Linked DNA regions of Homo sapiens: all the other regions are linked to region 1. Evidence: chromatin loops called from intact Hi-C (ENCODE). Cell type or tissue: endothelial cell of umbilical vein. All regions are shown on one strand. Region 1 holds the start of LOC102724950 (a long non-coding RNA gene). Region 2 has its middle 350 kb from the start of LINC01734. Region 3 has its middle 360 kb from the start of LINC01734.

What was found. Hi-C counts contacts between places; a loop is a spot of excess contacts. Peaks named below come from ENCODE experiments on the same cell type or tissue, not always from the same donor. Only the 100,000 strongest peaks of a DNase experiment are listed, where the experiment ranks them.
Region 2: a loop joins it to region 1, with 6 times the contacts of the local background. A loop is called at or near these places in 1 of 110 quality-filtered maps.
Region 3: a loop joins it to region 1, with 7 times the contacts of the local background. A loop is called at or near these places in 1 of 110 quality-filtered maps.

Annotation. Positions count from the first base shown.
Region 1 is chr20:39,658,868-39,661,367 of GRCh38, reverse strand. LOC102724950 (a long non-coding RNA gene) reads left to right here and starts at 543. Exons shown (of 3, transcript XR_936712.3): 1 at 543-905. In endothelial cell of umbilical vein, no CTCF peak of the experiment used is centred here; DNase peaks (open chromatin) are centred at 237 and 977; H3K27ac peaks cover 1,869 bases.
Region 2 is chr20:39,576,350-39,578,849 of GRCh38, reverse strand. No RefSeq gene overlaps it. Among named protein-coding and RNA genes, the nearest start is that of LINC01734, 350 kb to the right of the region's middle. In endothelial cell of umbilical vein, no CTCF peak of the experiment used is centred here; no DNase peak of the experiment used is centred here.
Region 3 is chr20:39,587,322-39,589,821 of GRCh38, reverse strand. No RefSeq gene overlaps it. Among named protein-coding and RNA genes, the nearest start is that of LINC01734, 360 kb to the right of the region's middle. In endothelial cell of umbilical vein, no CTCF peak of the experiment used is centred here; a DNase peak (open chromatin) is centred at 1,451; H3K27ac peaks cover 1,404 bases.

The DNA.
Region 1 (2,500 bases):
AGTACCCATCCTGGAAGGGGAAATAGCTAATTAGCGGGAGCCAAAAATGTCAGTGCTGGGCCATTGGTTTGCACATACGGAGCTCTGCAGGTGCTAAATGTGCTCTTGAGACCTGATGGTGGTGGCAGTTCCCTTTTTGTCTGTGCCACTCAAATACTATCAGGGGCAAGTAAGACAAGTGATGTGGAGACAAAGGGGGCATGGCAAACCAAGAGCATGGAAAGAAAAATACTAAAATGTGAGTCATCCTGAGCCACTCCCCAGTCCTGCTTGCTGAAGGAGAATGCCCTTTGTGACATAGGCAACCACCACACCTGGCTTTTTGATGTTTATGATGATCAATAGGCAGAAAGGAGAACTGAAGGAGAAGTCTAGAGAAGCCAGCTACACCTACATTAGAAAGAGTGGAACAGATCACGGGTCACAGGATTAAGGCTAGATGGGGTTTGAGATGTGGGAAGACTTGAGGTCATTTTGAGTTTTGAGAAAAGGAGAGACATGAAGAGGCAGAAAACATGTTTACTGGACCCAGCTACTTTGCAGTGATTAGTGGGACCTTCAGAACATAAATAGATCCTAAGGAGTGAATGCTTGTACCCCTTCCAAAATTTATATGCTGAAGCCTTTATATGGTTGTATGTAAAGACAGACCCACTAATGAAGTAATTAAGGTTAAATGGAGTCATAAGAGAGAGGCCCTAATTCCATAAGATTAGTGTCCTTATAAGAAGAGACTCCAGAGAACTCACTTTCTCACTCTCTCCCTCCCTTTCCTTGCATACAAACCAAGGGAAAATCATATGAGAACATAGCAAGAAGGTAGCTGTCTGAAAGCCAGGAAGAGAGGCCTCAGCAGGAAATGAATCAGCAAGAACCTTGATCTTGGACTTCTAGCCTCCAGAATTGTGAGAAAATTAATTTCTGTTGTATAAGCCACTCAGTCTATAGTATTTTGTTATGGCAGCCCAAGCTGGCTAAGACAGCGGACAGAAAAGAATTTGTGAGTCATGTAATGTTGTTTCCATTGGCATTTGGGGGCAACTGTAGAATAGATTTCAATTGGTTGGTAATTATTTCTGGATATCAGACATATTTTTCTTTTCTACTTTGAAATATTGTGTCTGTGTTGTTTTCTGGATGTGTCACCATTCTGAAACAAACCATCAATCAGCAGAGCTTTGTGTGGGGTCTGTTTTCAAAAACAAGCCACCATGAGCAGTTCCTGACTTGTAGTGCTTCCCAGGGACTCAGTCTATGTCTTAAACACTTCTTTCTTCTTCCCATGTCTCCTTCAGTCTTCAGGCAGACTTGCCAAGTTTTCTCTTTCTTGGGCCAGTGTGCTTTTTCCCCAGCTCATTCTCTGACTTTCTACCCAAAGAGTCACTTAAAAAAATTTTTTTTCTTAAGGGACCTAGGGTTGTATCCTCTTGAATAGTGCTATTGGTAGTAACCAAAGATGCAGCACTGAATAAGCCACTCCCTTCTAGACAGAACTACTCATCCTCAATCTCAAGTACCACATCTTCCAACAGGCCTTCCCTGACCCCCTCTGTCTAAATTAGGTCAATCTCTCACCACCACAATTCTATTCTCTCTCATGGAGCTCATGTTCTTGTCCTTCATAAAAAAGAATCATCACCAGTTGTAATTATATTCTTATTTGTGTATTTATTTATGAAATAGCCCTCTTCTCCACTAGAGTTTGTGAATGCAAAGTCATGATTATTTTGTACACCACTGAATATTCAACAACTTGCAAAGTGTCTGGCATAGATAGAGATAGGTAGGTAGAGAGAGAGAAATAGACGTAGATAGATAGATAGATAGATACATACATACATACATACATAGAGATGGAGTGAGAGATAGAGAGACAGAGATAGAGACAGACAGGTGGGGAGAGAGAGAGAGAGAGAGAGAGAAATGTTCAACCAAAACATTTGTTGGATGAGTAAAAAAAGAAACATGATCCTTTCCCTCCTGAAGCTTACAGTCTATCATGGAATGCAGACAAGTCAACAGATCTTTATCTTTCATTAATAATCGATATAGAAAATATAAACATAAGGTGCCATGGAAGAATATCTTCAATCAAATCCAGCAAAATACCTGTTCTCTACGCTAGGTGCACAGGTGTCTTGACTCATTGCTGCCACACATTGGCCACTCTCATCGAATTCAGAGGACTCATGGAAACCACACACCCACTAGCTGTTCCCTCAGAAGCCCCTGAATTACCAACAAAAAGCTGGTTCGTCTCGGCTACTGAGAAATAATTTGTCATGTTTCATCCCCTAAATGAAAGATGCCAGACTGAATGCCCGTCTGAGAAAGGGACAGAGCATGAGATCTAACAAAGAACCTCAGCACTCAAAAAGTTTACCACTAAAATGGAGTGACAAGGAAAGCAGGGGAAGAAAAATCACTACTGGAAGTACTGCTACTATCACCACTGCTCCTGGGAGGAATCACCGCAGCAGCTGTTCATCAAGTGCTTCCT
Region 2 (2,500 bases), 83 kb after region 1:
TCTATTCCCAAGCTCGTATTAAAATTTAAAGCAACGTCATGCGACAAGTTCAAGCCCTGGGTTATTTCACGTTAGTTTAGCTTTAGAGAAGTTTTGTGGTGGCTTGTTTTATAAAGTCATGAGGATCAGAGGAGGGGGAACATTTAGGAAACCATTTAGCCAGGTGACTCTGTTTTTACCTTTTCAAACAGGAAAACAAAATTGTGTCTGACACACATAGAAAGGTTGGTTCAGTTGTTCTGCCTCTGAGCTAACTAGGCCTTAGCAGTCTTCCTGTCCAAGCTTGCACCAGATTAAAAAGATTGTTTTTAAAATCTTTGAAAGTCAAACTATTATTCTGTAAGAAATCAAACATTTATTGAACAGCTACAATGTGCTAAACACCAAGTAATATAGACAGATAAAACTCAACTGTACTGGAGAAGGGCCATAATTTCTAAATTCTCCATGTTTCTATGAATGTATGAAATGACACCATAGGGGCAAATAGCTAGAGGAACAGAAACACAATTGATGCAATATTGATACTTGAGACAGAACATTTCTTTATGGTGTAAGTTTTGAGTAAATGCAGATGGAAAGACAGCAATTAAAGCTCCCTTCTCAATGCTTGAATGGTATCTTAGAGATATTGAAAGCATAGACAGTTAATAAAATCTACAAAACATTATAGCTACCATAGCCATACCCATCGCTTTCTCTAGTGTTTCTGTTTGTTCGTTTTATTTTGTTTTGGCCAGTACACAAGGAATTTGGAATTTATACAGCACCCATCATTTCAATTACCATTATTCTAAAGACCCCAAATTATTTTAATTGATTATTTTATTGAGACATGGGCGTGGATTGCACATGGACTCCAATTGAAACAAATTCTGTCACTAGAGAGACAGCATTGAAGACTGCCTAGAAACAGCTTCTCAACAAAGCTTTGTTCTTCACAGAGTGCTTTTTAAGTATGTGAAGATTTGCGAAGGATTTGTACCAATGTCAAGGGATTCTTTTACATATGGATACCTTACATCTTACAGAGAAACCCAGGTTTGTCCAATGGCAGATGAATATCACTAAGCAAGGGCACGAGGTGGCCAATATCCTTTCTGCTTTTGTCTTGAACTATTTCTAATCCCTCATGGGTCAAAAAGTATTAATTTTATTGTTTCTGTTACCCCTCTATTTTAATTGTCTTCTAATCATGCCTGAAAATGGATGTTTTAAGCAAAGCCTAGAAATTTGCTCAAAGACTTAGAGTGAAAGTACTATAATCCCAATGCAATTTTTGGTTGCTAATCACACGTGCTTCAATTTAAAGCTCAGGCCAAGGTCATCATTAAAAGGTGAATGGTGGCATTGGTAAGGCTACAATTAAAGCAGAAGTACCTTTTGAAGTATTTTTTCTTGCATATATTCAAATTGTTGCACAAGTGGATTTATATTCATAGGGGGTAGGGAAAAGACATTCAAGGGATTTCCTTACCCAAGTCCTTGATTTTCTTAGCAAAATTGGACACAAATGTGTCTCCTGCAAGTGCAAAAGGTGAAGAGAAGATATTCTGGAGCCTTTGGGACCCAGTACATCGGCAGCAACTGAGGAATTGCTAGAAATGTTAACTTGCCTGCCCAGCCCAGAGCTATAAATCAGAATCTGCTTTATTTTTTCTTTATCTACTTAACTGAGGAATAATCTATATATAATAAACCACATCCATTTAAAGTGTAAAATCTGATGAAGTTTGATAGTCATCTATACCCATTAAACCACCATGGCCATCAAAACACGGAAAAGCTCAATCGCTCCCAAAGATCCCTCGCTCCTCTTCACATTCACTCCTTCCCTCTGCCCCAGCCCCAGGAAATGACTAATTTGTTTTGTGTCACTAGAGATTAGCTTACATTTTCTATAAATGGAATCATATAGTATGCTGTCTTTGGGTCTGGCTTCTTTGACTCAGAATAATGCTTCTGAGATTCACCCGTGTTGTTGGGTATGTCAGTAGCTCCTTTCCGTTGCTGAGTAATGGTTCACTGTGTGTGAGTGCTACCTTCTGTTTCTGCATTCACCAGTTTATAGCTGTTTGCATTGTTTCTAGATTTTAACTACTATGAATAAAGCTGCTGCAGATATTCTTTTTTCTTTTTTATTTTTTGAGATGAAGTCTTGCTCTGTTGCCCAGGCTGGAGAGCAGTTGTGCAATCTCAGCTCACTGTAACTTCCGCCTCCTGGATTCCAGTGATTCTCCTGCCTCAGCCTCCAGAGTAGCTGGGACTACAGGTGCCCACCACCATGCCTGGCTAATTTTTGTATTTTTAGTAGAGACGGGGTTTCACTATGTTGGTCAGGCTGGTCTCGAACCCCTGACCTCAAATAATGCGCCCTCTTTGGCCACCCAAAGTGCTAGGATTACAGGCATGAGCCACCGCGCCCAGCCTGAATATTCATAATTGGGTTTTTGTGAGGACATATTTCATTTCTTTTGGGTACACATCTGGGAGTGGGATG
Region 3 (2,500 bases), 72 kb after region 1:
AGGTGTTTTTGGCTTGCTGTGTTTCCCGGCCACATAATATATTCTTAGAGATCCCAGGGAAGGGATGGCTTATCAAAGACAAGCTTTAGATATTCCAAGATTCACAGCTAAATTACCATCAAAGACCTTCACAATCTCATTATCATATTCCCAACCTGGATCCCAGGCCTGATGTATACCCTTGGGTGTATGAACACTGTGGCAGCTTGCTGCTGGCCTCCAGTTGCATGGGCCAGCACCTCCCAGAGGCCCATCCCTGGGCTTTACTCCCCAGTATGACATCCCCCAGCCAAGGTGCTCAATCCTGAGTGTCCCTGGTCCTCACCTGGTTTATGTCCTTACCTGCCCCTCCTTCCATGAATGTCCCGATTGCTCTCTCTGAAGTATCAGGCCCTCCAGTCCCTTTGTCACACTGTGGCCAGACTGCCTACCTGACAATACGGTCATGACATCTCAGAGATGCTGGTCATGACATCTCAGGGGTGTGTTGTCTTACATAGCAGCTATCAGCCATCTGGGCCATTTACATTTATATTTCAATAAATTAGAATTTAAAAAAAATAAAAATTCAGCTCCCCTGTCATATCAGCCACGTTTCAAGGACTCAATTCTTGATATCCCTGTGCAGCTTACCATGTTAGAAGCATTTCTGCCATGCAGGAGGTTCTATTGGACACTGCTGTCATAGAGTTTCATGACATTGTCTAGCTCCCCACGGAGTAATGGCCCAGAATCCTATGGGACACTTGGTGCTTCTGACATCACAGCCCCTGCCTATCCATTTCTCTCCCCATTCTCCCAACCCCAATCTGTTAAAACCAGGACATTCTCATTCTTCCTCAAATACCTTTGACTTCCCAACCCTGAGCATTGGCTCAGATGTTTCCTATAGCCAAGAATGTCTTGCCTTCTGCAGCTTCTCTCTACCCAAATCATTTTCTTCCTTCAAGGCTCCACTGAAACATCACTGCACCTCTAACATCTCCTTCTCTCCTTCTGAGAGCATCCACAAGTCACCATCTGCTTCTCTACTGCACTCAGACATTGTGTCTTCTTGTTAATACATCCTCTTCTTAAACTAAATTCACCTAAGGTGGAGTCTCTACCCCTAGAGCTTTCTATTCCTAAAGCCTAGCTCAGTGCCTGGCACCTAGAAAGTGTCAGAGCATAATTATGGAGCCTAGCTAAATACAAACGTCCCATACCCACCCCACCCTGTGTTAATCTGATGCCTCCCAGCACCCTCTCCCTGTTACTTAACCTCAGTCTGCCCTCCCCTTTTCCACTCACTCCCCCACATTTATTACCTTCTCATCAGACGTGCAAACGGTATGCTTGGCTCCCTATGTAGTTTAAAGTGTTTGTGTAAATGGCAGAGAGATCCTGTTAATTATAAAGACTTCCTCACATTCATTGCAGCCAGTTCCGGTCTCCCCTGATTGTAAAGGAGATAGGACCAGTCACTTGGAGACAGGAAGAAGTTTATTGACAGGGATAACAACAGCCTGAAGAGACAGAACAATATACACACATGGTTTGTGCAGCACATGATCCCCTCCCCTAGGAGAGGCATAGAAGGACAAGGAAAGGTGAAGACAGAGAGAGAACGGGAAGAAGAGCAGAGAAACATGAAGCAGAGCAGAGTGAAACACAGACAGAAAACAGAGACAGAGCAAAGGTAGAGGGAGAGAGACTCATTGATAGAATCAGAGGAGGACTGAAAGACACAGCAGCAGAGACAATGAGTAGACGATAAAAATGCTCAAGCTGCTGCCACCCTCACACTACGCAGCAGGCTTGTTCTTGTTCACTACAGAGCACAGTTGGCATTACAAACTGAGAATGTTGGCACGCAGAAGTAGAATAGCCATCAAAAGAACAATTGAAAAACAAACTCAAATACAGTCACTGGAATCACGAACGCCAGCATGATTAACCTTGAATGTCATTCACCTTTGTCCAGTTCTGCCTTGCTGAAGATATCCAGAAAGAAAAGCTTGGAAATGCAGAATGAGCTCTGCCCTGGGAGTTGTGGTCTCTGGAGAGCCCTAGCTGGAATTCTGAGCAAAAATCTGAGTTTTTGCTGTGGACATCACCAACTAAGGCCTCGGTGGAACAGGCAAAGTATGACTAAAACTCTTTTCCCTAAACTTGTACTATGTGGGGTTTTCAAAGTTTGGAATGTGTCAGATATAATGATGCTTGGTCACTGAAGATAGTGACCAAGTCTTTCTAGTGACAGGAAGAGGCTGCTATTGAACCACATGAAAACCTCACCTTATCTCATTCCAGATACCTCAAAAGTTTATCCCCAAGTCTCATCCTTTAGCTTGGTCGTCAATCTGGGCAACTTGCTTTCTCATTCATTCATTCACACATATTTGTCAAATATCTCCTATGGTTCAGCTTCATGTCAGATGCTACAATGGTGAAAAAAACAAGTGTCCCTTGCAGCTATGGAGTTCAGCAAATAGTGTGGACAAGCAGACACTAAACAAAG